Regions from separate parts of the Homo sapiens genome. Here region 1 is linked to region 2. A link is a loop called in an ENCODE intact Hi-C map of the cell type or tissue named here. Cell type or tissue: heart right ventricle. All regions are shown on one strand. Each heading gives the region's core, and the rest is flanking DNA. Links, peaks and the distances in the headings are about the cores only. Region 1 overlaps SOX6 (SRY-box transcription factor 6). Region 2 has its middle 17 kb from the start of SOX6.

Region 1 (4,407 bases), core at 123-4,122, 76 kb before region 2:
TAAATTGTGCATTTTTAGAGCATAAACCATTTTCATTATTTTTGACAAATACCAGTACAAAGACTCTACTACAGCACTAGGGTTCAACAAATACTTTAGGAAGCTATGCCAAAATGATGTTGCAAAGTAAAACCTAATAGCAATCTGAGACAGTTTATAGCAGTTTGATGAAGAAAAGACACAATCACAAGAGAACATCAAAAGCAGATAGCCATCCGGAAATAAATACCACCCCCCCTCATCTTTCCTGTAGATATAGTAATGGAGGTATAATTCTTACCTGGACTACAAAAGAGAAATACAATTCTATTGACTAATGTCCCAAAACAGAACTCCCTTCACAAAACAAGTTTGCACACTTACTCTATTTCCTACCATCTAACCTTGCTGACCCCCTCCTCTTTAACTGGCATCCCTGAAGATAAAGTAAAACATGTCAACATCTGTTCCCATTCACACCGATTTTAATTTACCAAAAGAGCTTTGCTATTTTCAGAGCAGACTCCAGAGCACAATGACAGATTTAGGGCCTTTACTGGGGTTGCATTTCTAGTGTGTCAGCATTTCCTACTCACTAAGAGTAAATTCCAGGGGGTCACAACAAAGGAATAGCTGAAATTCAAACTTCATTATAGAGATTTTTCCCACCCTTACTTATTTCATCACAACTTAAACTACCAACAGGCTATCCTATTTAGTGAGGCATCACTGGTGCTGCACAGTAATTGGACTAAAATTATCTAGTCCTGGGGCAAAGATGAAGGTCCTTTAGGCCCTTCCTATGGAGTTATACATACATAATTACCTCTTCCAGAACTTTATATCTGATTGAAATTTAATCACCATAATATAACATTTTTATAACTCTTTAAATTTGTAAAATAGTATATGCTTTTTAAAACACTTCCACATCCTTAATGTCTGTTTCATAATTCAATTATAAGTACTGAGTTTTAAGCCACAATTATTCTTTCCAACCTAAGAATTCCATAGTTATGTCTTTTTTAATACCATGCTTTACTCAGATATTTTAAATGTGTATAAAGAAAGTCACTCTCACAACACCCCAGTTTCCCTAGATAATTCAGTTTTTAAGACACAATGTGAAGAGCAACTTGGTGAAACAATGCACAAGTTGTGTTGTAATCAAATAACAACTAAGACATGAGCAGCTGAGCAGAAGGAAGATGGGCAACGGAATGCTGTACAGCAATCAGCACTGTTGACTAATCAGAATTTGAGACACTAGAAGGTAATAAGGGTATTATAAAGAATGGCTTATTGAAGGAGCAGCTGTTTATGTGTAGCTCACTGTTTAAATGAGTTCCACTAGATTGCCATGGTATGTTTTGGTGAAAATGTTTAACTCCTTTTAAAATGATCATTAGAGAAGAAACGGCAAGTGGCAAGTTTGGAGATATCAAAACACCAACTAAGATTTAACAGCTTTAGAACAGTTATCTGGGTGGTTTGAAAATGGTAGGAAATGCCCATTTCAATGACCTTTTAAGTCAAAAGTACTTAGGTACTCATTCTTCTCTTAAAAACCTTAGAAGTTAGGTCTATTCCACTATCATTACTGGGTAATGTTATGGGCACAAAGATGAAGCAGAAATATAATAGTGGAATCTTCAGAGGATAAGAAAAAGAAAAGGCAGAGTAAAAACACCCATCAGGACAGCCACAAATTAAAGACTGTCTTCGAATTTAAAATGTGTCCATCTTCTCAATAAGAAGAAGGAATAAGATCCTGAATTATATTTCAAAATAAAAGTTTTACATATTTTTGTATTAAATATAATACAAAAGCCACTCTCCTACAATGACTTACAAGAAGTAAATAATTTTTAAAGCAGATGAGAGAGAATGCAAAATAACATTTAATTAACTAATGTTACTTTCATAAAGTAATAATCATCTTATTCAAAACTATTTGTCACACAGTTGTGATAGCTTTGTAATTGGACTGATTTACAGTTTTGTCTTCCTTACTTTCACCCAAGAAGCAAGTGTCTACTGTTTCTTCTGCCCCACAAAAAAAATTCCATAAATTACAACATAAATGCACCAAATAATACTTCACTGAATTTATCATAATATAGTATTATGAATATTTCATTTTGACAAGTGTTCGGTAATATTTTTAAGCAGTCAGCAAGTGGTCAAAACTCTGCTATCTTTTGTAACAGTTCACATGTCAAACTGGCAAAGTGCCCATATTGTAAGGCAGAAAAAAAATCTATTTAATGTCTGCCCCACAAGGCGACATGAGGTTTGATTGGCAGAAAGCAGAGAGTGGCTTTTGATCATGTGTCCTAACAAGCAGTTCCAGCTCCTGTCTTTTCAGCTGATGGGCTCCACATTACCCATTCAAACAGAAATGACAGACCACTGCACTACTCTCTGGCTCTAGTCACACGCAGTGGGAGCTATGCTGGAGACAGAGTCACTGATTAAATATATCACTTTTTCAAGACAAGCAGGTTGTCTGAATCAAAGTTGGACAGAATAGACTCAACATTATTAAAAGGGGATATAAAACTTGGATTGAGTGATGTTCAGCCAGTTTGCACAGCCTCAGGGATTCCCAGGCTGACAGGGGGAATAAGGAACAGCAGAACTCATAAAACAGGGTCAGAAATTAGCTGTGACACCTTGGCTATTTTCCCATCACTTTAGGACCACTGGGTTTCAAAATTCTGGAGTCTCTTTTTCACTTTTTTACTTTCTTTTTCTTTAAATGAATTCAGTAGAGGCAGAAAAACACATAAAAGCATGATTACTGCAGTTTGTCAATTATAGTCTTAAAGGGAATAAAATACTGGATGCAAACCCTTTGCGTCTTATTTTAAAACATACTAATATACGTTCTTCTGACTGGGACCCTCATTTTAAAATTTTATTCCATTTATTCGTTTGGCATTATAGTGTAACTTTAAAATCCAGGAATATTAGTCATAGAAATTATACAGTTAAAAATTGTTTAAGTGTCCTGACAACCAGAGGGCTAGCCAAGTTCTAGTTATCATATTTAACCATCCTATTTTCTTTGCTATAGAATGCATATTATTTAAACCTTTGGCTTAAAATATACTTAAAGACATAAATGTCTAAAATGTAAGGAATTTTTCAATACAAACTTGTCTAAATTTATGTGTTTTTTTTAGATTCTGAATATAGCCTCTCATAATCTAGAACATATTATCAGCTACCTATGTGATGCAAATAAATAAAATACAAAGTTGTTTCCTGTTTGGAAAAGTAAAAATAAGTACCCAAAGAAATAAAAAAGAAAGCAACTATCTGGTCATAGAAACTAAGGAAATTATCTGAAACAAATCATTTGAAGCCAAAAGATATAATTGAATAAATGGTCCATTCAGATGTTATTCTAAAACAGTCCTTCGAAGAGATTTTAACTTCTTCTTAACTCTTATATAAAGAATTAGTTTTACTTATTTTTTTTTAGTAACATACTCCAGCTATTCCTTGGAACACTTATGTTCTTATTATTCGTTTTGGCATCACTGTAAATATTTAGTAGCAGCCTGCTCATTAGATGTTTAAGATATGATTAAAAGATTAAATACTCCTACCAAGATGAAGATAGAGTTTTAATATAGAAGAATAAGGAATTAAGAGTAGTCATGAAATAAGATACTGAACTAATAGAGGATGAAGAGATACAAGAATTGCGTTTGCTGGAAGAAGATGGTAAAATTACAAAGAAATGGTGGGTATTAAACCTCTGAAAAGCAATATTTTCTTTTATTGTGTTACTTATTTAGTTAAATTACTTTAAATTTCAAAGTTAATTAACACTAGCTGGTATATATTGGTTAAAGAATGTATCATTTTTCAGAATAATCTTAATACAAATAGTATTTGATTTATGTTCCATATACCATAGAATATGTTATCACTGATAAACAGTTCCATATTAATCAAATATGCATTCTACTGCACGAAAATAAAGTTACATATTCTCTAGCTTCTGCACTTCGTGTCTTTAAAGATCTTTGAGGATTAAGAAAATGATGATAACAATGTATTTTATCCCAAGTGATCACAGGCACGACCAAGCAATTATTTAGAAAGCTGGTTGTTTTCAAAAATGTTAGAAAATTAGCTTGATGAGGCTAATTTGACTCCTTATATGAGCCCAGATTTTTTTTATAAAAAACGGGGGAGGGGTGGGAATCTTTATTGGGAATTGCTTCCCAAAATCTGAAATACAGTAAAGTGGCATTTCATGTTTTCCCTAAGAACTGGTTAATATTTAACATTCTTTTTTTTAAAATCACCACACGCCTTTTCATTTAAGACTGGAAGGAGAGAGAACAGGAAATTGCTAAAATGAATAGTCAACTACGATAGGTAAGAGGAGACAAAATCTGCGTATGTATT
Region 2 (4,407 bases), core at 336-4,335:
AAGCCACCAAGAACTCTCACTTAGGTTACTGTAATAGCCGCTTAAGTGGTCACCCTGTTTCTACTCTTCTTCATCCCTATAATTTATTCCCAGAAACAACCAAAATGATCCTTTTAAAATAAACATGAGTCAGATCATACCACTTCTTTGCTCAAAATGTTCCAATGGCTCCCCATCTCCCACAGAGTAAAAGCCAAATCCTCACAATGACCTACACATTCCTATTTAACCCGGCCCCTGTCATTTTTCTGACTTCATTTCCTATTATTTCCCCCCTTCACTCATTTGTCTCCAGCCACTCTGATCTCATCCCTCCCTGTACCTTGAACATACCAAGCACACTTCTACCTCAGAGTCTGCACTGGTCCCTCCCTCTGCCTGGAATGCTCTTCCCCCAGATATCTGCATGGTTCCCTTTCTCTTTTACCTCAAGTTTTTAGGCAAAAATTTTATTCTCAATGATACCCTCCCTGACTATCCTATTTAAAGTTGCACATATACCTCCACCCTGGGTGCTCCCTATCCCCCTTTTTTGTTTTATTTTCTCCATAGCATTTATCTTCTACCTTGCTTTATAATAACTTACTTTTTCTTTTTTTTAAAAAAAAATAAATTGCCTGTTTCCCTCTACTAGAACGTAAGCTCCTTGAGGGCAGAGATTTCTGTTTTGATCATTGATGTATCTCCAATCCCCAGCTGGTGCCTAGCAATAGTAAGTGCTCAGTAAACACTGTTGAATAAAATTCCAAACTCCAAAGCGCCAAAGAATAATGAATATGTGTACATAGACACATTATGTGATACATGTTGCATATGTATAAATACTATCTTGCCTTCATTCTAAAGTGTAAAATTGTATTACAAACTCTAATATTATAGTATTACTACACCAAAATTACTACGTGCCTTTGTTTTTACTGAGTCACTTGAGATCAGGTGTAGAATTTTCTACTTCTGGCATCATATCGGCACTCAAAACATTTTAGATTTTGGAGCATTTCAGATTTTGGATTTTCAGATTAGGGTTGCTCGACCTGTAATACATTTAAAGAACTTTAGCACAATGGCTGGGTCATAGATAATACTCAGTATATGTTAGCTAATATTATTATAAAAGGCACCTAATATTTGTTAAATGACAGGTAAAACCTCCCAAATTCAACATTTTATACTGCCTTAATTTGTTTACATTGTGAGTGTACTGAAAGCAAGAATCATATTTTATGCTTCTTTTGTATCTGGCATTGTATTGAACATATTAGTTCAATAAATAATTAGTTTATTGATTGATTAATGACATATATTGTTAAATCTCCTGAAAGTATAGACTGTGAAAGCCAGGTAACTCAAGATGACCAGAATAAATAAAACAGGACCTAAGAAAAGCAAGTTATTCAATTCTGCATCCTCATCACACTAACTAGGTATGATACTAAAGTATACCAAATACTTATTTTTAATATATAATAGACATATGTATATTTTCTAGTAGAAAAGGAATAATGATAAGTTAATGGCATAGGAATAAAAGACAAAAAGAAAGAAAAAGTAGAGACAGATGGCAGACTTTAAAATTGTAGAGCCAACTAATCAAGGTTGTTAGAAGTCACCAGGGAGAGTAAAGCACTAACAGAGACTTCAGTTGACGGCAAAGGGTGGGACTTTGTTGGAAAGGCCACTTCTCCAAAACACCATTCACAGATAAGCCCAGTTGAGTGACAGCTATAATAACTGACTCCAAAATATACAGTTAACGACTGGTCACAAGAAGCTAGAACACTGATTTTTCACAGGAGAGGAATTGCAGAATAATTTAAATAAAAGCAAAGTAATAAGAGAATAAAATCATCATTAACCACCCTTGAGATGTTGATGGAGAGAGCCAGTAGAGATTAGTCAATTTGATATCACCAGCTGGACACGTGGATGGAACAACTGGAACTGAAAGATCCTTAGAAAAAAAGTAAAATTAAGGTTCTGATATAAAAATGTTATTTCATTTATATGAATCCCTGCCCATCACTAGGAAGATTTCATTTTTTGTCCTTATGCCATAAAAGTTCACATTAGTTAGTGCGAACTATGTTCAGAACTTGCCATGCTCATACATATGATATAACCATTTTTTTCGCAAAGGTAATTTCATGGTATGTAGATATATTTAGGAAGAAAAAATAGTGAGAAGGAAAATTGGCATTGTACAGAATGTTATTCCTAATAGTGTGTTAGTATATGAATACATATACTTCTATAAGCAACAGTGCACAAAAATAAAATTTCATCGTAAAACTGTGGTTACGGCAAAACTATCTCAACTTTTTGTTTCTAACATATTTTCATCCTTCACAGGCAGAATGACAACCACAAAGGACAATTCACGATATGCAGTTCTATATGTCTACAAAATGTAAAGCAGTAAATTCTAGACACATGCCTAAAAGAGAGATGTGTCAGCAGTCAATCCAAGCAAACGGGTCCTTCTTCAGTTTCTGTCCCACTGTTTCAGATGCCCTGTCTTACCTCACTCTTCCTTTCACACTTTGTTTTGTTCCATTGGTCTAACTTCCTTCTTGGGGTTACTCTTTCACTACTAAATAAACTTAAACTCCTACAATATTAGATAGTTCTTATCATCTGTAACATCTTCCCTTACAGCTCTAGAAACAGTAAATCTTGCAAGTAAGTGATGCAGTATCACACTTGAGAATTTAATTTATAGGTTTCTATAATTTCCAGAGATACAATCATACCCAGGCATTGTCAATTTTTTATTGCAAAAGTTTGTAGGTTTTCTGGTTGATATGTGCTTAACTCTAATCCTTAAGAATAAAAGTAAACAACAAATACATTGAATAAACACATATGTGTATACATATTATATGTTCTGAACATTATTAGGTCATAACCATGCTGAAATGAAAAGAAAGGGGGAGGGAGGGAGGGAGAGAGGAAGGAAGGAAGGAAGGAAGGAAGGAAGGAAGGAAGGAAGGAAGGAAGGAAGGAAGGAAGGAAGGGAGGGAGGGAGGAAGGGAGGGAGAAGGGGAAGGGAGGGAGAAGGGGAAGGGAAGAAGGAAGGAAGCTAACTTATCTTTATTAATACAGAAATGTAGCCCTCAGTATAGCTAATAAATACTCAAGGCTGTACATCATTGACCCATCTTTAACTCAATACAGTTACTACAGCTTCCATGCAGATATTATCTCAAAATATTATGCTATATCATACTGACTTAAGTCATAAAGCCAAATCTTTCTTTCTCTGAACTCCCTTATGTGCCTCTTCATTATTCAGAACATCCTGGACTGCCTATGAACTGAACTGGGAATTACCTCTTATAAAACACTAAAACCCCATGGAAGTATACCCAAAAAATAAGGAAACCTGTAAAACCTATTCCAAATGTTTTCATTGTCAGGAACTCACATCTTTTTTAGCTCATTAGAATCTCTGGTAATTATAACATATAGTAACTTTTAGTTATATTATCACTAATTCACAGATCTGCAGTTTTCTTTCTAACCCTTCTGCATTCTTCAGATTCAGAGTTATTCAGATAAAATGATGGCAATGTATTTCAAAATAATTTTAAAAATTAACTTCTACATTTATGCAATTGGTATTTCAAATATCACACGTGGAATACATTTTTAAACAGAAAAAAATAATATTAATGTCATTATCCTTTTCTCCTATTTAGCACCCTAAGAGTGTTATTTAAGAAACACATGCCACAATATGATTCAAATACTTTAAATAATAAAAATGTTAAAAACATGTGGTGAGGTTTCTTTGTAATGAAAAAACAAACAAACACACTCACATGGCAAAAAGAATTATGTGCCTGTGATAAATTTATCCACTCTATTCTTAGGCAATGTTCTATACTCCATAAAATCCAAGAAACAATAAAATAAAATTGTGTTTGAAAGCCAGACAAATACTTAAATAGGAAAGAGCAGGTTGGTTTTTATTCCTTTCATATTCACATTCTCTCTTTCCCATCTCACTCTTCAAACTTCTCTCCACGATCATTTTTGTTATTATTGACATTTCTATATTTTCTATCACTGTTTTAAAAAAAGGAGACAACTACAGTCCAAATTCATAAAATGAAAGTCAAACTTGATGCAACACTATGCCTATTAGCAACTTTTAAGAATGGAACTTCAAAATGAAGCAACATCTAACAAAAAAAAATTACTGCTGCCATTAGGTGTTATATAAAAAAATAGGTATAAATTCCAACAACTCATGTGAAAAAAAGAAGCCTCAGAAGTTTACTATTATTAACTAACACTTCAAAGCTTTTTCAAACTTTCTAGCCCACACCAATTAATTTGCCACCCAACGCATTCATACAAAAGTTATACATATTATTAAACAGAATAATGACATCTTCTCATCAC

The links. Peaks named below come from ENCODE experiments on the same cell type or tissue, not always from the same donor. Only the 100,000 strongest peaks of a DNase experiment are listed, where the experiment ranks them.
Region 1: a loop joins it to region 2, with 30 times the contacts of the local background. A loop is called at or near these places in 1 of 110 quality-filtered maps.

What each region holds. Positions count from the first base shown.
Region 1 is chr11:16,295,256-16,299,662 of GRCh38, forward strand. All of the region lies in intron 3 of SOX6 (SRY-box transcription factor 6), which reads right to left. Among named protein-coding and RNA genes, the nearest start is that of SOX6, 59 kb to the right of the region's middle. RefSeq lists an enhancer at 1-761. In heart right ventricle, for the core only: no CTCF peak of the experiment used is centred there; no DNase peak of the experiment used is centred there; H3K27ac peaks cover 1,588 bases.
Region 2 is chr11:16,370,875-16,375,281 of GRCh38, forward strand. It overlaps a transcript of SOX6 not described here. Among named protein-coding and RNA genes, the nearest start is that of SOX6, 17 kb to the left of the region's middle. In heart right ventricle, for the core only: no CTCF peak of the experiment used is centred there; no DNase peak of the experiment used is centred there.